Regions from separate parts of the Mus musculus genome. Here region 2 is linked to region 1. Evidence: chromatin loops called from intact Hi-C (ENCODE). Cell type or tissue: heart. All regions are shown on one strand. Each heading gives the region's core, and the rest is flanking DNA. Links, peaks and the distances in the headings are about the cores only. Region 1 holds the start of Olfr690 (olfactory receptor 690). Region 2 holds the start of Olfr687.

Evidence for each region. A loop is a pair of places that touch in the nucleus more often than their neighbours do. Peaks named below come from ENCODE experiments on the same cell type or tissue, not always from the same donor. Only the 100,000 strongest peaks of a DNase experiment are listed, where the experiment ranks them.
Region 2: it touches region 1 in a loop (2.3-fold over the local background); 4 of 42 quality-filtered maps call a loop at or near these places.

The regions. Positions count from the first base shown.
Region 1 is chr7:105,321,024-105,332,802 of GRCm38, forward strand. It overlaps Olfr690 (olfactory receptor 690), which reads right to left and starts at 9,255. Exons shown (of 1, transcript NM_020290.2): 1 at 8,194-9,255. The coding sequence starts at 9,167. The coding sequence ends at 8,220. It also overlaps the pseudogene Gm45331. In heart, for the core only: a CTCF peak has its summit at 4,479; no DNase peak of the experiment used is centred there.
Region 2 is chr7:105,221,214-105,232,992 of GRCm38, forward strand. It overlaps Olfr687, which reads left to right and starts at 6,504. Exons shown (of 2, transcript XM_011241955.3): 1 at 6,504-6,591. The coding sequence starts at 6,504. In heart, for the core only: a CTCF peak has its summit at 5,065; DNase peaks (open chromatin) are centred at 7,038 and 8,398.

The DNA of each region.
Region 1 (11,779 bases), core at 1,344-9,343:
CCAAAGATCAGTGCTGCAGGGCAAGGCAAACCAGTGCCAGGGAATCATCAGCAAGGACCATTATCCTCAAAGACCAATGACCAGGGAAGAATTGCAAGGTGAACCAACGCAATCTCATTGTCTACTGTCTTTTGGGTTATACTTATACTCTTTCCAATCATCATGTGTTTTCTCAAGTGTCCACTCCAGGAAAACATCCCTTGCTCTTTCACCAGACAGCTTCCAAAAAAATCACATAACACAACTGAGTCTCTAATGAAACCATAAATTTCCACTTCAGAATATGGAACACAGTGATGCTGAGGGTGATTTGAACTCTGGAGACTGTTCTTCTGATGTTTTGGTGAAAAATATTGCTGCTTTATGCCCTTGTCTGAGGAACCTACTTAAGGCTAAGGTGAGGTATTTCAATTAATTGTATTGACAAAGCAAGTCTCAGAAATGCCCGGCACAGACACTGTCCTCTGGTTTATTCCAATGAAGAGTGTTTTGACCAAACATAACAAGCTTTGAAAGAAAAAATAGAAAATGTATACTTCAAGTAATAAAAGGTTACCAGGAAATGTAATGGACCTAAATCCTGTGTTCAAGAAATAAACAGCTTAAAGTAGTGCTGACTTTGGGGCAAGATCCCACCCAGCTAATCTTATTGTTTATGAATTTGCCATTAAACAAGGAATAATTATATCATGTTATATGTTATTATTACTTGGTAATTTTTTTCATTTGGACTTTTAATCTGGAATGAACTACAATCCAGAAATGGAGGACACAGACTTGTGATCCAGATCTTGAGGCATGATGGCTATGAAAAGCTTAGACTCAGGCATGGTGGTATGTGCATTTAATCCTAGGAGACAGAGGTAAGCAGATCTCTAAGTTCAGGGTCAGCCTGGTCTATAGAGCAAATTTCAGACAGCCAAGCTTAGGGAGTGAAGGATGTAATAAAACAAAGGGGGAATGTTCCAGCCCCAGCAAGCTGCAGAACTGTGACTTTGCCTTTCAGAGGGGATATATGTTTAGTAAACTGTCACATCATTCCTTGTGATTGTTTGTATGATCCCAGGGAGCCTACAAAGTTATATGTTGTTCCAGACCACATATAAGCCTTTTCTATTCTAACCCATTCTAACATTCATAACCAGATACTGATTGCAACTAGAAAACAGCAGAAAATATTTACCTTAATACTGACAAATATTTCATTTACCCCAAAAATGGGATATTTCCCAGGGCATGTGGAAAACTGTTTAGATCTAACCAAAAGTTGAGACAGTTCATGAAGTTGACTCTGCTGTGAAGAAGCTGGGGGGAGCAGAGAGGGGAATAGGAAAGCATCTTCCATTTGCACTTGTCTTTTTTACTCCCTTGCTCCTGAGCCTTACCAAATGGCAATGGCAATGCCCTAGGTGTCCTATTTCTTATACTTTACTCCCTTGACCAAGCTCACTCAGTCAGTCAACAGGGACTCAAGGGAGGTAGAGGTGGGGAGTGAGGATTAAAGAAAGAAAAGGCAATTAGACAATACTGTAATATGACTCCAGCGAGTGCTGAAGTAAGTTTATTTTTTCCCCAGCTGTTTAAATACCATTCTAAGTATATGCAACAAATAGGGTCAGTTCTTGGTCAAGAACAAACAAGGCATAAACAAAAGTCCTGTGATCACTGTATCCATGGCCTTATCAAGATGATCAAGATACAAGGAACACATTCCTCAGCTGTATTTATCTTGAGCCTACTTTCTTGTCCTAGACCAATGTCAAATATTCTTGCTGATATCCTTGAAGCAACACTAAGAGCTCTCCATACACCCTAAGTGTTTGATGTTGTATATGATGCACCCCAATTTACAACTTAGGTGAGGAGTTCCCTTAATGGTAAGAAGTGATGCTGTCAATCAACTGGATGCACAAAATCAGGATACCATTTTTCATATGAAGCAGAGTTTATTTGTAAGAATATATCATATGTAATATAAGTAACATAATATAATTTAATATAATATAAAACAGTAAGGAGTGAGAGAGGATAGAAGAAAGGATTCATCACTTACATATTCCATCCTATCAGGATACATCTATATTTCCACACCCTAGAAAGAAATCTGCACATACATGCCATCTGAATAGAAGAAGACTTTCTAAGTCACACAACATATATTGGTCATGTTCCCCTTCTGCTAAAACAACATGGAAATGTTATATGATTATCTGAATCAGAATGAAGACTTGATATCCTTCATGCATGCCAAATATCTAGTTTCTAAGCCTTTCTGTCCTATAAACAAATAAATTCTAATTCTGCTTGAAGAACTTGTTCTACTTGACAACAAAAATCCCAAGGCCAAGAAGGAATTATGTTATTTTCAATTTACCAACCTCTCAAATTTCTTTCCTCATCTGCACAAGGACAGAGTTGATATTTCTCTATGTGACTACAATGTTCAGAAAACCAAGAGACAGATGAGGGTTAGCTCGGTGTTAAGTGTGCCTAGTATGCCTGGAGCCCTAGATAGGATCCTTAACACCAGAGCAAAATGAGAATTAAGGGTAGGGATGGAGATGAGGAGGGAGAAAGAGGAAATAGAAAAGGCTATGTCTAAATATGAATTCCATAGAATAGTAATTTATTTGCAATAAAATTCAAAGCATGCTAAAAATCATTCCATATGCCCTTTTATAGCACTGAAATAATTTTTGAAACAATGAATTTATGAAATTCTTAGACAAATGGATGTATCTGGAGGATATCTTCCTTAGTGAGGTAACCCAATCACAAAAGAAGTCATTAGATATGCACTCACTGATAAGTGGATATTAGCCCAGAAACTTAGAATATCCAAGATACAATTTGCAAAACACAAGAAAATCAAGAAGAGGGAACACCAATGTGTGGATACTTCATCCCTCCTTAGAATAGGGAACAAAATACCCATGGAAGGATTTACAGAGACAAAGTTTGGAGCTAAGATGAAAGGATGGACTATCCAGAGACTACCCCACCCAGGGATCCATCCCATAATCAGCCAACAAACCCAGACACTATTGCATATGCCAGCAAGATTTTACTGAAGGGACCCTGGTATAGCTGTCTCATATGAGGCTATGCCAGTGCCTGGCAAATACAGAAGTGGATGCTCACAGTCATCTATAAGATAGAACACAGGGCCCGCAATGGAGAAGCTAGAGAAAGGACCCAAGGAGCTGAAGGGGTCTGCAACCCTATAGGTGGAACAACAATATGAACTAACCAGTACCCCCAGAGCTTGGGTCTCTAGCTGCATATGTAGCAGAAGATGGCCTAGTCAGCCATCACTGAGAAGAGAGGCCCCTTGGAATTGCAAACTTTATATGCCCCAGTACAGGGGAATGCCAGGGCCAAGAAGTGGGAGTGGGAGAGTGGGGGAGCAGGGTGGGGGGAGGGTATAGGGAACTTTCGGGATAGCATTTGAAATGTAAATAAAGAAAATATCTAATAAAAAAAGAAATAATTTTTGAATATTTTTAGCTCTAATGAAACTACAAACTAAACAGGGTGTCTTGCATAGAGTGCCTATTCCTGAATCTGCCCAACAAATTCACTATGGATGGTTCAAAGTAGCCAAAGAAATTAAAGGTGGTGTATTTCCCAGTAGGTAAAAAATAATGTAAGTGACTGGACTGGCACAGACTTGAAATCCCAACACCTGGGATGCAGAGGAAGGAAAATCATATGTTTGAGGATAGCCTGAACTATATAGAAACTTATCTGAACATACACACACACACACACACACACACACACACACACACACACACCTCTGTGAACAAGAGCATCCTTCAAAGACATGCATAGGTGAATCCAGGCTTAACAATAAGCTGCCTGTAAAACAGGCTCTGGATGTGGAAAAATGATACGAAGAATGAGGAAATCAGAACTACATGGTTTAGTACAAAATGACACAAGGAAATTAAAACTGGAGCACAGCCACAGGAAACTGGACTGTAAATGAGGATGGGTGAATTTGAGAGCCATGTTCAGGTATCCATAGGGTAAAGCTGCATTCTCTCCCAGTGAGATAGGTGCAACATCCATGATCTGCAATTTCAGCCTCTAAAACATAAGTGCTAGGGAGTAAAAGATGAATACTGAAACCATTCTGACTAGCCCAGCAGTGCACTTGGTGAAGCACACAATAACAGTTATGTCTGTGGGCAGTGTTAAGGTGCTCACAATACAGCTACCCTGTCCTTGGAAATTCCTGTTAGTGAAATAACACTTCTTGGCACTCCAAAAAACTATAACACAGCCATAAGTAGTCAGCCCTTATACAAGAATAGATGAGTTTGAGAGCCTCTAATGGAGTTCTAAAACCCTTTCACGTTAAGTACTCCTGTCTTCCTCCAGATATCACAGAGAATCTGCAGGATACCCCATAAAGGTGAAAGAGACACATATTAATTTCCTCCACCTGTACTTCTTGATGATAGCCAGTCATGTGGCCCCATCTAGAGGCTAGATTACAAAGTCTCTTATAACTTCTCAGGAACTTTTATCCTACATGGCTGGAGGTTATCAGGATTGTGTGCAATGTAATTTCTCACCCTGTTCATGGCTAGAAGTAAGTGAATGAATAATCAATCGATGGGTGTGAAATTTTAATAGTTGCCAAGTTATGACAGAAACTGAAGAGAGCTTAATGGCAGTAGGGAGACAGTTGGTTCAGGGGTGTCCTTTGAGATCAGACCACCTGTCTCCTGGACTCACAGAACTAGCAGAAGATATGTTGGGAAAGAAAAGGTTGACAATGTGTGTTGGCTACATTTCTGAAGTAGCTAAATAAGAAGAACTGGGCAGAAAACATATAAAAAGAATTGGTCACTTTCTCAAAAGGAAACAAGGTGGATTCAAGACAGTGGCTTGGAACAATATGTCTTTACGTTCTTCCAGCTCTGCAGGTCAGAAATCTGAAACACATTTCTTGAAGCTAAAACAGGGGCATGGACAAGGCTGTGTGTCTTTCTGGAAATAACTCCACAAGCCCTAGGAGAATCTGACTCTTCACACAGATCTTGGCTTGTCGTACTGATTCATCTCCAATGGCAAAGGCCAGTTGTACCTTTCCCATTCACAATTAATTGGTTTATTTTTTCCTGAAGCTTCAAGCAAAACTATCCCAACCAAACGTCTTAGTTAAATAAATACCTTAGGGAGAAGTTTGTGTTAAGAGTGTGGTGCCCAATAAATACTTCATATGAGGCAAAGGTCTCAATAAGTCATTATTACTCTAAATTATCTCCCAGTAAGTTACAGAGGTAAACACCGAGGCTATCAAGGGGAGAATAGAGAAAAGTTAAGAATTATGTCTATAGAAGACATTGGCAGGGTGCTGATTGGCATACAATAGAATCAAGCCATGAGAGGTTTCCTGATAAACATATCTTGCCAATGAAACAATCTGCTCAACTAAGAAAACATTTGAACTATTAAAAGTTAACATAGACCAGAAGAACCAGACTCGCTGCCTCCGTTCCCTCATGCAAATGAATGGATACTAGATGCCCTAAGAATCAGGCTTCCTCGGCGCTGAGTTTGGATTCGCCTCTGTGGACCTGCTCAAGAAGAGTTGCAGGTTAAGTGCTTTTCTTTCGGTTTCTAGCCTGCCTCACTTTGGCTCGCGTTGGCTCTCCCAAGCACTTGAGAAGTCGCAGTCGGTCAGAGGTCAGCGTGGATCAGAAAAGCAAAGTAAAAAGAGTAGTAAGAACGCCTCGAGAAATTGTTCAGCCTCCAAATCTCAAAGTCACAAGGCCAGCAGCACCTCCAGTGTTGAGGAGAGAAGCAAGCACAAGGCCTAGGAAGACATGGAGATCCAGCTCTCCCTCCTCCTCCTCCTCTCCTTCCAGTTCTTCTAGCTCCGCCTCACCCTCATCCTCCAGTGATGGCAAGAAGAAGCGAGGGAAGCACAAAGATAAGAAGAGGAGGAAAAAGAAAAATAAACGGAAGAAGCTGAAGAGGCAAGGAGAAGGCTGTGGTGGATGCTCGTCAGAGTGTAATTCGAACGTGACTGACCCAAAGACAGGACACACTAGGCTCATCAACGGAGATGGTGAGGTTTTAGAGGAAATTGTAACCAAAGAATGTCACAGATCAACAAGCAAGCCACCCGAGGGGCTGGCCTGGTTTTCCAGGTTCGAGTGGGCCTGCTTCCCTGAGGGCCCTGCTATCCCAGGCTTGTGAACTGCTGTTGGTGGCTTGGAGACCGATGGGTCCAGGTGCCTTTCTTACTGTGCCTTTCCTACAGCTCAGCATCCTCTTGGGTACAGTGCGAGGCCTAAGCACCGAATGGACAGTGGAGTGTCACTATTAAGGGATCTTGGTCACAGAAAAAAAAATTTTTTTTAAATTAAAGTTAACATAAAGTTAGGCATAGTAGCTGTAATCCCAACACTTAAGGTTGCAGATTTGAGGCCAGCCCAGCCTCCATGGTGAGTTCAAGTACTTGGGTTACATAGCAAGACACTGACTCAAAATGGGGGAAAAAGAACTGCTATAACTCTTAGTCTATCATATTAGCACCAGGAAGAAGGCTGCATGTTCAAGAACATGAAACTATAGGTGAGAATATGCGACTAAAGGTGAAATATTTTAACTACAGCAGCCACTACACAAAGAAAGCTCCTATTGCCACAAGCAACATTTTAAATGAAATAGCAGTGGCATTTCTTTTGCTGATTCTTCTGAAATTTTATGGTTTGCTACATAGTGTAACCTAAGCTAGCCTTTCTAATATAGACATGTTTATTCTGAAATGCCTGCAAGACACAAAAAGGGAAATGCTAAGAGAAGGTTTACTCTAACTGAAGACAGTGATGGCCCTCTCCCTAGAATCTCAGCCATCTACACTTCTGAGCCCACCATACTCCATGGTAGTTCTGAACTGATGAACACAAGTAGCCCTGGGTATGGGGAAAGGACTGGAATGTGAGAAGTGGCAGGATATAATCAGGGGTGAGATGCTGAAGAGATGGCTCAGCAGTTAAGAATACTAGCCACTCTTACAGAAGCCTTGAGTTCAGTTCCCAGCCCACACAATCTGTAACTCCAATTCTAGGGGATCTGACACCCTCTTTTGACCTCTGTGGGCACGAGGCATGTACATGGTGCACAGACACACATGTAGGCAAAAAACACCCATACATGTGGTTTATTTTTAATTTTTAAACTTAAAACAAAAATGGGGGTGAAAGTAATCAAATGTATTATATATAATACATGAAATTGCCAAGGATGGGATTTAGTTATGAAAAAGAAGTTGCTGAATATGTGAATGTGGATATCAAAGGAAAAGGCTAAGCTAGAATTATTAGTTTGGAAATCATCATAGTTAATGGGATTTAGAGCTAGATAACTGAGTTTGTCAGATTTAAAGCCGGACAATTGATGAGGAGGGGGAAACTCTAAAGGACTTAGAATCAGAATGTTTAGTTAGATAGCATTTATCTTTATATTACCAGTATGATCCAATTGTACTTATTCTCTGTTCATGCATTCAGCTCAGATACTGACCCACTTGCTAGATGAAGAAGTGGATATTTTATATGTAAAAATGATCAAATTCCCTTACATAAAAATACAATTAAACCCTTTCCTTAACATTTAAACACTTTGGTGTATTTCAAGGCACTCCAACATATTCACCTATTTTCATATTTGCTGGAGCTATGTGGTGACGGCAGCCATGATGCTGGATAAGATGATGGTCATGGTGTAGTCTGAACAGGCAGGCATGAGAGAGAAGAGAGGCCTCTGGACATGCTAGAAATCTCACATAAATAAAATCAAAAATATCTTTTTCATTCAGCATGTTTCAAGTTAGAATTACAGCTATGGAGAACCTATTGTACCCAGTGGTTCATATGCTCAAATTAATCCTCACAATAAGCTTAGAACATAGGTAAAGAGATTTTATTTTATAGGTTAAGATTAAATTTCTAAAAGATATGAACTCCCCATGGCTCACAATCAAAATGTAATAGACCCAGGATTTGAATCCATGTATATTTCATTCTAGTACTCATTTGCTTTCTGCAACAGACAACATGGTTCTTGAACAAAGGAACTCACTGGCAAGTTCTCTCTCTCTCTCTCTCTCTCTCTCTCTCTCTCTCTCTCTCTCTCTCTCTCTCTCTCTCTCCTGTTTGTAAGAGAAACTAAGACAGCTTTGTGAACTGTGACTGCTCTCAAGACTTCCACACAACAGACAACATGCGAGTCATGCTGTCCCTAATTTGCTTGGTCTTAGCACCATAGATGATAGGGTTAAGCATGGGGGGAACCAACACATAGAGATTTGCCAGAAGAATGTGCACATGGTGGGGGATGTTCTTGCCAAAGCGATGAGTAAGGAAAGTAAAAAATGATGGTATGAAAAAGAGGAGAATGACCCCAATGTGAGAACCACAGGTATTGAGGGCCTTGTGCCTAGCATCCTGGGAAGGAAGTCTAAACACAGCCTGGAGGATCAACGTATAAGAAATACCAATGAGTGCAACATCTACCAAAACTGAAGCCATTGGCACCGAGAAGCCATACCAGATATTGACAGTGATGTCAGCACAAGCCAATCTGGCTACACCAATATGCTCACAATATGAGTGTGGGATGACATTGGTCCTGCAGTATGACAGCCTCTTCAGCAGAAATATGATAGGGAAAATTGTCCCAATGCTCCGTCCCCAGATGGCCAGGGTCATTTTTCCAATTGCCATAGGTGTTAAGACGGCTGAGTATCTCAGAGGAGTACAAATAGCCACATATCGGTCAAATGCCATGGCCAGAAGGATTCCCGACTCAGCCACAAAAGCAACGTGGATGAAAAACATCTGAGCAATGCAGGCATCAAAGGGGATCTCCCCAGCATGGAACCAAAAGATAGCCAAGGTCTTAGGCACAGTGGTGGTTGACAGGAGAATATCAGTGCCAGCCAGCATGGACAGAAAGACATACATGGGCTCATGGAGGGTGCGTTCACTCAGGACAACAAGGATGAGGGCTCCGTTCCCCAAGACTGCAGCAATGTACATAAGACAAAAAGGAATAGAAAGCCAGGTGTGGTACTGCTCCAGCCCTGGGATTCCAAGCAGGATGAACACAGTTGGATGGATGATAGTGAAGTTAGTTCCAAGCATGCTTGCTTTTGAATTCTTCCCGTGACGACTAAAACTAATGGAGAGACAGTAGGAAGAGCCAGCTGTGAGGTCTGGTCAAAGGCAAGCAAACATCACAGTGACTTACAAGTGAATGATGTCACTCCTCCATTTCCCACGTTAGCACTGCAGATACAAACAAGTGTCCCTGACCACACCTTTCCAGTGTCTGGGACCCATACACACATGCATGTTCCACATAGGTCTTTCCCTGGCTTTGATAACTCACCTGTTCCTCCTATGGTAGGCAAGGCTTCACATTCTCACCCCTTTCCATGCAGCAGATCTGATATAGCCTTGGTGACAAAATGCTTACTGTGATTTGTTTTGTTTTGGTGTATGTGAGGTATGGGGGTGGGTGCTATTTGTGTGCGTGTGTGTGTGTGTGTGTGTGTGTGTGTGTGTGTGTGTGTGTGTGTGTGTGTGTGTTGTATGTGACACCAAACTCTCAGGAGCCTCCTGTTCTACCTTCCAATGTTGGAGTTACAGGTGCTTACAGAAATGCCCAATTATTTGCATGAGTCCTGGAAATCTGAAGCCAGGTCTGCCTGCTTTCACAGCCACTCCTGCCCACTGAGCCATCTCTCTAGTCCCTATGGTTTTTTTTAAGAACCCTATCAATGTATAGGATAAAGCCAAAGCTTTTTAAACATAGAAAACCCTCCACAATCCTACATTACTCTCTTTTTTTTTTCCCAGCTTTAGACACATTGTTAAGGCTAATTTACGTGTTACCTGCTCTCCTCTCAGAACCTGAATTTTCCAGTTTTCATCACTTTTGGCAAACACTTTCCTCACCTACAACAAATCTTTCTACTTTGAAAATGTCCTAGCTTATAGCCTATACATGGAAGCCCTCTTCAGCTCACATCCTAGGACTCTCACAATTTGTTACTGATTTTCTTTTAAGACGAGTTTTTTACATCTTAAAAATTTGGAATGATTACTGTTGAATTATTCATACTTTTCTCGTCAGAATTAAATCAAATATGCTATATAGACTGCCAAACATAGTGCCTAGCAGAGAAACACAAAATCAATACTAATAACTGTTAGTGAAGGAATCAGTACAACTTAACAGAAATCTAAGCAACTAATAGAAATATATTTGGAACTTACAATTTCAATCCAATGGAGAAAAACAATCTATTCAATTAATGACACTGGGATATTTGACTAGGTTATTTTTGTGAAAGAATAAGATTAGTTCCCAATTTGTTAGGTAAACAAATAGAAATTCCAGATGTCTAAACAGCAAAACTACAAGGATATGTAAAATTAAAATGAGTGTTTTAAGATAAAACATTTTTGGCATTAGAAACATCTGAATAAAATAAGAGAACCAAATTTCATAGAAAGTAACAAGTGACTGACAGTTTTGTAAAAACAGAATGGAGGTTATAAAAAAAGTAATTCTAGAAGAAAGATATACACAAGGCTTGCAATAGAAAAGTAGATTAGCGTCCTGAAATAATAAAGGTTGGTGAAAATAAAGAAGTATTTTTAAACATGCAAAGAATCAAAATGGACAATATATACTATATAAAATCAGACCATACATATGAACAGATGTTCAATCACATAATATTTAAAGAAATGAAAATTCACATAAAATTTAAAGAAATGAAATCTGTCCTCTTAAAAATGTAAGGAAAACAGCTCCCTGTGGAGATAGGTAACTTTCTGTGGCCACTTTGGACAGTAACTTGACAACAGCTTTTAAACACTTAATATTTTATTTTGTTGTTGTTTGCTTGCTTGCTTGCTTTTGTTTTGGTTTTGGGTTTTGTTGTCTTGGTTTTTTGTTTGTTTTGTTTATTTGGGGTTCTTGGTTTAGTTTTTTTTGTTGTTGTTTTGTTTTGTTTTTTTAGGTATGGGGAGGTTGGTGATGGTGCTTTTTGCTTTGCTTTGCTTTGCTTTGCTTTGCTTTGCTTTGCTTCTTTGCTTTGCTTTGCTTTGCTTTGCTTTGCTTTGCTTTGCTTTGCTTTGCTTTGCTTTGCTTTGCTTTGCTTTGCTTTGCTTTGCTTTGCTTTGATTTGATTTGATTTTTTGAGACAGACTTTCAGTCCCTGGCTGTCCTGGAACAACTCACTCTGTAGACCAAGCTGGCCTCAAACTCAGAGGTTTATCTGTCTCTGCATCCATAGTGCTGGGATTAAAGACATGCTCTACTATGGTCCAGCACTTTTAAAAGTTTTAATTCTGCAAATGTTTCTGTTCAGTAACTTCTGCCATCTCCTTTCTGAAATCACAGCAACAGCAAGAGAATCTACAGACATCTACATTCTTGGCTGTATAACTTCATAACCACCCTAGGGCAGTATATTGCAATGAAATATTTTGTTTCTAAACTTTTGTTTGTTTGTTTGTTTGTTTGTTTGTTTGTTATGTCTACTACCTGGAGAGAGAACTGTCTGTAAAGCACTTGAGGTTCTGAATTGAGCTCCAGCACCCACATAAGAAGCTGTGTGTTCTGACATGGACTTCAATACTGTTGCTTAAAGGTGAAGACAGGAGAATCACTAGGGTTTGCTGGAGGCCAGTCACACTACTCAGCAGCCCCAGGTCTCAGTAAAAGTCTCTGTCTCACCAGA
Region 2 (11,779 bases), core at 1,700-9,699, 99 kb before region 1:
GTGATAGCAGGGGTGGGATGTAAAACTGCAGTTTCTAAATCCTGGGTTTCGACACCATGTTGTGCTTATAAAAAGATAGGGGGAGGGTATGTTCTATGGAGGTGATGTGTGGGGGAAGGGGGTGCCTCCACCATGCTGAGGCATCCCTTCCCCTAGAGTGACCAGCCACATGACAGTACAGTATAGAATAGAGTTTATTCAGGGCATGGGGAAGGGAGTTAAGAGGGTAGTATAGACAGAGAAAGGCAGAGAAGGAGAGGGAAGTAGAGGAGTAGAGGCTGGCCATGAGCACGTGGACAGAGAGGGGAAGGGAATGAGGAGAGAATGGAGAAAAAAAGCAGAGAAAGAACAAGAGAACAAGAGAGGAACAAGAGAGGGAGGAGGGGACAAGCAGCCCCTTGTATAGTGGGTCAGACCTATCTGGCTGTTGCCAGGTAACCGCAGCGAAGCTTAGACAGAATGCTAACAACTGTATGAGTGGGTGGAATTGAACCTGAGTCCTCTGGAAGAGGTGTTAGTGCTCTTACCCACTGAGCCATCTCTCCAGCTCCTTGTTTTATTTTTCAACACAGGATCTCAGGCTGGGAATGTGGCTCAGTTGGTGGAACACTTGCCTAGCATGCAGGAAGCCTTGACTGTGTTCATCCCCAACACTGAGTACCATTTGGTCTGGTGGTACATGACTGCTGTCTAAGCAGTTGGGATGTGGAGGCAGGAGAATTAGAACCTCGCTGTCTGAACTGTATAATGTGTATAGACTGAAAAAAAAAAAAAAAAGAATAGGTCTTAGAGTAGACTGGTCTCTAACTCACTGGGTGGTTCAGGAGGCCCTTGAACCCCTGCCCTTCCAGCTTTCATCTCCCAGGTGCTAGGAGTGTGGATGGGCATCATCATGGGATATAACTGGGCATTTAGTAAGGCTGACAGAAGACTTGTAGTTATTTGTTTCTTAATTACATGATATTCAGAGAGCAGCTTATGTTCCTAAGTAGCTTGAAACTTAGTTAAATGCACGCATAAAAAAATATAGCTCTCTATTAGTTTCCATCTGTGTAACTAGATTGACATTTAAACATATATACACACAAATTTATATTTTTTGTCTTCATTTCCTCTTAATCCTATATTTAAGAAATTTGGGATTCTCATTATTATTTTCACTGAAATTGAAATTTAAAAATTTTGTGTGATTATGTCTGTGTGTCTACTTTGTGGTGCAGTGCCCACAGAGGCCAGAAGAGAGAAGAGGGCAGTAGAGCCTCTGGAACTGGAGTTAAAGGCATTTGTAAGCTACCAATATGGTTGCTGGGAAACTGATCTCAGGTTCCTGTCAAAAGTAGCAATTACTCGTGTGTGTGTGTGTGTGTGTGTGTGTGTGTGTGTGTGTGTGTGTGTGTGTGTGTATCTGTGTGTGTGTGTATCTGTGTGTGTGTGTATCTGTGTGTGTGTGTGTCTGTGTGTGTCTGTCTGTGTGTGTCTGTGTGTGTGTGTGTCTGTGTGTCTGTGTGTGTGTGTGTATGTGTGTGTATTGCTTCTGCTTTGTTTTTTTAAGTTAAAATTTTTAGTTAGTGAGCCAGGCAGTGGTGGAACACACCTTTAATCCCAGCACTTGGGAGATGGAGACAGGCAGATTTCTGAGTTCAAGGCCAGCCTGGTCTACAGAGTGAGATCCAGGATAGCCAAGGATACACAGAGAAACTCTGTCTCGAAAAACAAAAACAAAAATTTAGTTAGTATAAAAGAAAATTGGTTTAATTTTGATATTTTATACATAGACATATTATGTTTTATTTACATTACCCCCCACTGCACTTTCCCATCCTTCTTCCCTCTCTCTGATCCCCCTCCCCCTATAGCTTCCTTTATGACACGTCACATGTGTACACATACCTGCATTGAAATATAGATTCCTCATATGACATTAAACAAGCAATTCTTTCTCCTCCCCTTCTGACCATGTCCCCCTCTTTCCTTTCCCTTCTAGTCTAAATGTTTACTTTTATTTTTTGTAACAGAGTCTCTGCACTCAGCTTCATCCAGAATTAACTGCATAGCCCAGCCTGGCCTTGAGTTCATGGAGATACTCTTGCCTCAGCCTCCCAAGTGCTGGCATACAAGAGTGAACTACCATGTGGAACTCCCAAATGATTTCTTATGAGAGCAGTTTAGAAGTCACAGCTCTGCTCCTTGTCTTTTCAGTTTTGTCTGTAACACATCCCTCACCTCGTCCCCTCCCAGCCTCCTTCCCTCTTCTCCTTTGAGTTTGTGTTTCAGACAGGATCTTGCTATGTTGCCCTAGCTGGCTTGAAACCAACTCAGGCTGGTCTCAGATGAGGCTGTCCTAGCCTCATGTCTCAATATTGGATTATAGCTGTGTAGCACCATGCCAGGCTGGGCACCACCATGCCATGCTCTGTCTGACTGTTTTCAGACAGAGTCTCACCAACTAGCCCAATGTTGAGGCAGCATCTGACCAAGCCAGCCAAGTCAGTCAACCGGGTCTCAAGGGAGGGAGGGAGGATTGAAAAGAAAAAGACAATTAGACAGTGTTATAACATGACTCCAGCCAGTACTGAGGCTGAAGCACATTTATTTTTTTCCCAGTCTGCTTTTATGCTAGGTACATGCAAAGATTACTCTGGGAACTGACCGTGCTACCAATCCCCATCTGGCTTCCTTTGAACTCTTGAACAAAAGAGACATGCATCGCCTCACTTGGTACAGGGAACTACTCACTAAGTAAGCACTCCCAACTGAGCTCAGTCCTCCTCAAGATGTACATTGTAGAGAAGGCACAGGAGTATGAGATCCAATCTTTTTCCTGAAAGCCTAAAGTTAATTCCTGATTAAACACCTTCAAAGTCTCATCACAGACATAACTGAGAGCGTCTCTTCAAAATGTCTTTTGTCCCCAATTCTAAGAAGGGGCACAGTGTCCACACTTTGGTCTTCATTCTTCTTGAGTGTCATGCGTTTAGCACATTGGATCTTCTATCTTGGGTATCCTAAGTTTTGGGCTAATATCCACTTATCAGTGAGTACATATTGTGTGAGTTCCTTTGTGATTGGGTTACCTCACTCAGGATGATGCCCTCCAGGTCCATCCATTTGCCTAGGAATTTTATAAATTCATTCTTTTTAATAGCTGAGTAGTACTCCATTGTGTAAATGTACCACATTTTCTGTATCCATTCCTCTGTTGAGGGGCATCTGGGTTCTTTCCAGCTTCTGGCTATTATAAATAAGGCTGCTAAGAACATAGTGGAGCATGTGTCCTTCTTACCAGTTGGAACATCTTCTGGATATATGACCAGGAGAGGTATTGCTGGATCCTCCAGTAGTACTATGTCCAATTTTCTAAGGAACCACCAGACTGATTTCCAGAGTGGTTGTACAAGCTTGCAATCCCACCAATAATGGAGGACTGTTCCTCTTTCTCCACATCCTCGACAGCCTCTGCTGTCACTTGAATTTTTGATCTTAGCCATTCTGACTGGTGGGAGGTGGAATCTCAGGGTTGTTTTGATTTGCATTTCCCTGATGATTAAGGATGTTGAACATTTTTTCAGGTGCTTCTCTGCCATTCGGTATTCCTCAGGTGAGAATTCTTTGTTCAGTTCTGAGCCCCATTTTTTTAATGGGGTTATTTGATTTTCTGGAGTCCACCTTCCTGAGTTCTTCATATATATTGGATATTTGTCCCCTATCTGATTTAGGATAGGTAAAGATCCTTTCCCAATCTGTTGGTGGTCTTTTTGTCTTATTGACGGTGTCTTTTGCCTTGCAGAAGCTTTGCTGTTTCATGAGGTCCCATTTGTCAATTCTCGATCTTACAGCACAAGCCATTGCTGTTCTATTCAGAAATTTTTCCCCTGTGCCCATATCTTCAAGGCTTTTCCCCACTTTCTCCTCTATAAGTTTCAGTGTCTCTGGTTTTATGTGAAGTTCCTTGATCCACTTAGATTTGACCTTAGTACAAGGAGATAGGAATGGATCGATTTGCATTCTTCTACATGATAACAACCAGTTGTGCCAGCACCATTTGTTGAACAAAACACCCATGGAAGGAGTTACAGAGACAAAGTTTGGAGCTGTGGCGAAAGGATGGGCCATCTAGAGACTGCCATATCCAGGGATCCACCCCATAATCAGCTTCCAAATGCTGACACCATTGCATACACTAGCAAGATTTTGCTGAAAGGACCCAGATATAGCTGTCTCATGTGAGACTATGCCGGGGCCTAGCAAACACAGAAGTGGATGCTCACAGTCAGCTATTGGATGGATCACAGGGCTCCCAATGGAGGAGCTAGAGAAAGTACCCAAGGAGCTAAAGGAATCTGCAACCCTATAGGTGGAACAACATTATGAACTAACCAGTACCCCGGAGCTCTTGACTCTAGCTGCATACGTATCAAAAGATGGCCTAGTTGGCCATCACTGGAAAGAGAGGCCCATTGGACACACAAACTTTATATGCCCCAGTACAGGGGAACGCCAGGGCCAAAAAATTGGGAATGGGTAGGTAGGGAAGTGGGGGGGAGGGCATGGGGGACTTTTGGGATAGCATTGGAAATGTAATTGAGGAAAATACATAATAAAAAAATATTAAAAATTTTTTTAAAAATTGTTTGCTTCAGCAGATAACAACTGACACTTTCTTTTATACACACACACACATATATATATATCAGCTTTAATTAAAAGCAAACAAAATAAAAATTAAAAAAAATAACAAAATCTTTTAAAATAAAAATATTAATAACAAAAAATGTCTTTTGTCTTTCTGTTTAATAAAATCATTAACTGATTCTGAACTTGTTTTCTGTGACAGATTTCAAGGTCCAGGTGCATCTGTGTGTGACCCACCTTGCTCTGAGAAGACCCCCACAGCTTCTGTGCTCAACCAATGGAATTGCATGCCCAGCTGCTCATAACAAGATGGCTTCACAGAGCTGCCAGAGAGGTCCCCAAGGTGCCAAGCTGTACTGCTCTCTGCTTTTTTTTTTTTTTTTTTTTTTTTTTTTTTTTTTGCAGTCCTGGCTCTTTACCACAAGGCAGCAGCCTAGTACCACCCAAGAAGTGTGGAGGGCTGAGCAAGCCACTCCAATCCAGCTTAGAGGTCTCATGGATGGCAGAGTGACTGGCTGGCTTGTGAAGTTTATTATTGTTGTGTCTGTGGTGCCTGCCCTCAGCAGGTAGGATGCAGATGGAATGAGAAGGAAGAGGGAGAGGCTGTAGCTCTTGCCATCCCTGGTGGGTTCTGATGGATTCCCATTTACTATGGTTGTGGCTCCTTCACCCTGCCTGCACTGAGTGCTCTTGTACATAGAACAGAATACTGAGTGATTGTGCAGTCAGGCTTTAAAGACCTACAGTGTGCCATTTGCCTTGATTGTAGACATTTTGGTGCCTTGCCACTTTACCCATGATGTGGGAACTAGGGGGAAAGTTAGAAAAAGCCTACCTTCATGTCATCTAGACATTTGTACTAATGTTTTTGCAGAGGCAGGAGGGACAGTTTTCATCTCATGGGGACATTCAAAGGGACTTAGTTTTATAGCCTGAGAATCTAAGTTAAAATTCTGGCTGTTTTAGCTCTAGGATAGCTTTTTGTTCTGTCATCATGGCAGACAGAGCTCTCTCTTGTAGCTTACACCCCTTATCACACCACCAAACATGTTCATGGACTGAAAATGTAACATTCTGATAATATGCCCAAGTTGTTCTAAAGACACATAGATGAGAACCTAGCAGACTTCTTTGTACAAATTGATAAGTTAGGGCTGCTGAGGTGACTTGACAAATTAAACCTGATGACCTGAGATTGGTCCCTGGAGCCAAAATGGTTTAAGGAAAGATCTTATTTCCACAAGAGTCCCCTGCTTCTACAGAGATGCTGCAGGCCCATATGTGTGCTCTCTCTTGTTCTCTCTCTCTCTCTCTCTCTCTCTCTCTCTCTCTCTCTCTCTCACACACACACACACACACACACACCCCTTCCAAACACTAACATACTCAATAAATGTAAAATTGTAGTTAAGTATTTCACTATCTGATTGTAAAATGTGCACATAGGCCCCTAACAGCCAAAGCAATTGTCTAAAGAAAGGACAGTGCTAGTCGATCTATCTAGGGTAATGAGGTAAGAGCTTTTCTGAGCTGTTCAAGGCTATATAACAAAAGCTATTTATCACTTCACCATGACTGGGTACTACAAACCTCCTTTAACTGGGTTCTCATATTGCCATAGGTAGATTGGAAGTGGCGATGGCAGGGAAGACTCAGATGGTATTCCTACATGAAGATGTCACCATACCCTGCAAAATCCCTGGCTGGACCTCAATACTGTGGGAGTCATCTGGTCTTTGAAGAAGGACAGGAATGAATCTGAGGTCCAGGTGTTTGAGTTTTATGGAGATCAACAAGAGGCAGTTCGTCCTGGAGCTGATGTGTTCTTGTTGGGGCTAGAACTTGGAAATGCCTCACTCCATCTGCCCACGATGGAGCTTCGAGAAGCAGGAGAATACAGATGTAAGGTTGTGGTCACCCCTGAAAAGGCAGAGGGGACAACCAGGCTAGAAATTGTTGGTGAGTCCTCTGTGAAAGTGCCCTGAGGTTCTGATGCTGCTGGGGTAGTGGTAGGTGTGTGGATGGCCAAGCAGAGCAGAGGGTTAGAACATGGGTGAAGGAATCAGGCTTTCAACTCCACTGCAACCCAAGTCCATAGGCAAACACTGAAGAGGATAAAGCAGGGGAATCTTGCTTATCTTTTTATTTTGTCATTTCTGCACAGAAGTGCTGATTTTAAAATTGCTTTGGTAATTACAGCGTACTATTCTTTCCTGCATAGTTCATGATCTGACATTATTTACTAATTTGGCTTTTTGGAAAATGGTTTCAGGTAGCCTAAGCTGGCTAAGACTTACTGTGCCCTGGAATTCTCTTCCTCCTATCTCCATCTCCTGAGTGCTGGTGTTGCAGCTGGTGCCTCCACAGCAGGCCTTATTTGTGCATTGTGTTATCAGTATCACAGCAGCTTTCCTGAAGGATAATTCCTGGAAATGCTCCTGACACTTCTGAATAGATGCAGGATGGCCATATCTCCCTACAACATCTCTTTAACCTGACAGCTCATTTCCACAGAAAACACACTAAGAACCCTGTAGTGGTGTCCACTAGAGATATGCTCACTGCTGTTTTTGGAATCTTAAAGTAAAATTGTTAATGGTGCTATCTGAGGCAGGATGGAAAACAGGGGCGATAATAGAGAGAGGGTAGAACCCCTTACTCTGGGGAACCTCTCAACAGCTTAAAACATTTTCAGCACAATTCACACGTGAATACTGTGAATGTTGAGCACACTGGGGTATTTATTTTAAGAGTATTGGGGCTGGAGAGATGGCTCAGTGGTTGAGAACACTGTCTGCTCTTCCAAAGGTCATGAGTTCAATTCCCAGCAACCACATGGTGGCTCACAACCATCTGTAATTGGGCCTGATGTCCTCTTCTGGTGTGTCAACAACAAGATGCTCATATATATTAAATAAATATTAATTAAAAATTATTAAAAAGAGTGTTAAAATAGTAATATGCCATGTCTGTGCCTACAATGCCCCAAGCAAGGCCGTCTCCTCTCCCAAGGCTTTGGCAAAGTCCCAAATAACATGAATAGCTTTGTTTACAGTGGGAAGTTCTAACTGCCTATATTTCTGTGATATAGCCTTGTTCCCCTGTCAGGTGCACCTCAGGGGTCACCTTTTGGAACCAATGATTTCAGAGTCATCAGAATTCTATGTATGAGCCAGACACAGGGGTCAACACCTATAATCTAGCACTTAGAGACTGATCTCTGTAAGTCTGAGGTCAGCATCACCACATAGAGAGTTCCAGGCCAGCACCTGTCTCGAACAAGATAAACAGTGAATTCTATGTCTTACTATTGTAAAGGCAATGGAGATTATTCTCTGGGAAGCCTACATCCATGAGCTAGGATATTGGTTTTTTTCTCAGTCCTTGTGTTGAAATGTATAGTAACATCTCCGTGTAATAAACTGGAAATATCCTTCACTTTGGTTAGTTGTGAAATTCTTTACTTAGGTCAGAGTCTGAGTTTTCTAGGGCAGAGTTAAGAATCTAGGTTTACCTGAGTGAAGGTCTCCAAAAGATAAAGAATTCTTCCAGCTGCTGGTGGCAATTCTGAGCTATCTCCACAGTATGTCCACAACATCTTTTGTACGGCTCATGTTGGATTGTTTGGGACACTGTGGGTGAATTCCCTCCAGTATCTGGCCTAGATGCTACTTTGTTTTGTTTCTCCTGTTTTATCTCAGGGCCCACATGGTGTTTAATGAGTATTCTGACTCCTGTAAAAGCAATCATGAGAGCTATCCATTCTGTGTTCCTGGGTCAAATTGGGAGGTAGGTGGTTTTCCTGGGGCGGGGGAAGGGGAGGGAGATAACATTATGAGACTGATTCTGTAAATACACTAAGTCTCTGCCCTAATTAAGAATTCTATTGCTGTGAATAATCACTAAGACCAAAGTAAAGTGGGGAGAATGGGTATAAGGAACAAGATAAAGAAATGATACCGTGGAGTAGATGAATATACCCATGGAAACCAAGACCACCTGTGTGTGTGTGTGTGTGTGTGTGTGTGTGTGTGTGTGTGTGTGTAAGATAAAATTGAAGTAAAGTAAATGCCAGATGAAGTAATGTGTGAGTGCCTTAATTATGATTGGCTAAGAGTAGCTTTAAAACTACTGTCTGGCCACCGCCACTCGCTCACTTCCATAGTCCACGGAGACGCTGTCATGCTGAGCGATCGAGTCCACCAACCCGGATGCCTGCCGCCTAATGAGAGGAGCCCACACCACGGACCGCGCTCTAGCTGAACCCCAAAATGGAAGGACATGTCACCAACCTTACCAGATGAGCTGCCATTGGGCCAAGCTACGACATCGGGCCAGAACGGAAGTTAGTGAAGTGTGAGTGTATGAATGAAAGTGGTTCCATTTCGCTACTTATTGCTGTTTATGAATAAACAAGTTGTTATAACCTGACCTCCGAATCTGAGGCTTCTTTCTCGACTCTGTCCTCAATCCTGATTCTGACAATTGGTATAGTCGGCAGGATCGGATCAGTCTTTAAGAGACTGATCCTCAGGACTCAAGCTGGGGCCCCACTTAGCAGCCGCCTAGCAGCCACCTGTTGGCCACGCTTTACCAAACATTTAAATTCTGGGCCATTTACTGGGCTGTAGAATTCGAATATACACCTAGTCTAAGCCTGAGCACCCTTACTCATCAGTAGGCACTGGCCTCCCTTGAAGTTGAAAGTCTAAGATACCTCGAAGCCAACTCTGAGCTGACCAGGAAAGGAGGAAGAGCAGGTAAATAGGTGCAGACAAGAAGACCAAGGAGCCAGGGGGGACTGGAGCCCACCACCCCAGAGCCAACTCTGGCCAGAAGCTCCTGAGGGAGCCAAGGTAGGAGGAAGAGCAGAGGGTGAGGGTAGAAGCCCCCAAAACCTATGAGAGTGTGTTTGGCAAAAATACTAGTAAGACGGATGAATAAATTATTTAATGAATTATTGAAAAATCCACCAAGAAGTAATATCACCTGGTACTTTACATAGAAAACAGTAAAGGCACTGTACCTATAAATTAACAGGATGAGTGTACCTAAAAGGCTCATCTAGGGTATGAAAACGATAAAATTAGAGGACAAAGAAAGCTCTGACCCAGTGGAAAGAGCTTGGCAGGATAATAACTGCATAGTTAAGAATAAGACTAAGTGCAAGGAAGTTAAAAATGACATTCCATTGACAGCACCACAGCAGGTGGAACCTATAATAGAGAGAGCATTACAAAAGGAAGTACCTAATATACTAATGAAGACTATAGTCAATTTGGATTAGGATAGATTAATGGGCAAAAAGCTAGTCATGAATATCACAAAACAATGGAAGGACTCCAATCCTTTCCAAAATGCCCTAGAGTCTGGTCAGTGACCGCCTCCCGGCTTCAGATGCTGGTAAGGGGTTCTGGACATGCCAGCCCCTTGGAGATTTAAATGGAAACTAAAGCATATACCCAACAGGAACTTAATGAACTTAGAAAGACTTATGCCTAAAACAGTATGAAGGATGCATCCTACATAGTAAAACTGTTGGAAAAGGGAGCAGATACAAAAATGTTATAAGACCAAGAGATGCACAAAATTAGTAATGTGGAAAATCCCACCATGTTTGATGCTCTAGAGCATGTTTTAGACAGCACCCAAGGAGACATGTACCCACCGCTTGATTGGAAAACTGCAGCTTGGAGATATATGTTCCCCTTCTTAGATTTAACTCAGTTTGAGGCCCCAGAAAAATGTAATAATTTACAGGAAGCAATTCAGTTAGCAAGAAAATTGGGAGTGCTCTAGTTCATTTACAATCAGGTACCCACCCTGCAGGCAGCACCAATGTTGGCCCATTTTAGGAAAATCCTGTTAAAAGGAGCTCTACAACATCTCAGGGTGACCCTAGCTGGACCAATGCAAGGATGTCAACCTATGGCAGATGCCATAGACTTCTTAAAATCATACAGAGAATTAGACTTGGATAAGGTAGTATACCTACCTTATTAAAGGTAAGAAATTTAACAAATGAGGAGAAGGCTTAAAAACATAAGACCATTTGGAAGGCTGAATGTAGGGGCAAGACCTATGAACAAGCTGCCATCCAGGAACAATCAAAAAAGACGAGGACATCCCTTTCAACCTCAGGGACACAACATCTAAAACCCAGAGTAGTACTACCTATCATACTACCTGATGGCACCACCAAAGTGGTTAAATGGCCGATGGACACAGGTAGTGAAATTAATGTATATGCCCTAGAAGAAGGAAAGATCCTGAATACAGGCAAGATCAAAGGCTACAAGTAGAGAGAGTTGGAGGCAAAGTCAGAACTCCTATAACTAGACTAATATTGCAAGTATATGATAAGAGCTATGAGCTAGATTTCGCTCTCTGCAGTGCCCTAGAAAATATCGTAGGACTACACACAATACACAAATTATTTCTGAAATTTCTGAATTATAAAAGAATACCAAAATATACTACTGGCTACAGTCAAAATTCCACAGGTAAACTACTTAAAATACCACCCTCCTTCACACCACAATACTCCATAAAAGGTGGGTTGGAGGAAGTGAAGAATACCATACAAATGTTATTTGGGTTTTTTTTGTAATTGTTTTGCAGTTTAATTTTGTGTTTTAAAAAATGATTGGCTTGTGTTTGTTTTTAAAATTACAGTCATTGAATGTACCATATCTCAAGTGACTTTCAGTTCACCTGCCCTCGGTCCTGTCCCATAGAGAATGCCAGTCCTGCAATTTCTTCTGTTACAGTAACACACATTAGTTCATACAGAATTGGTGAGCAGTGGACATGTGCAGCATCGTGCAAGCATTGCTGTGCTCTAGAGTTGACTTTTGTACATTAGCATTTTGACCAGTAATTAATAACCACTGAATGCAGACTGTACCAATGTGACTGCTATGAGAGCAATCCAGTAAAGCCTTGTATATTATACACAATGTCCTTGCAACTCCATCTCCCTCTGATTGGCACACACTCTCTACTTAAATGCCTATTGTCTGCTTTCTCATCTCTGTGGAAAGGAAACAGCCAGAGCTTTTCTTTAGAGCATCATTGTGTTTTGTCCAAATCTGCTGCTCTATGTGATTTCTGTTGACCATTTGTTCCACACACCAGAAGAAGTAAT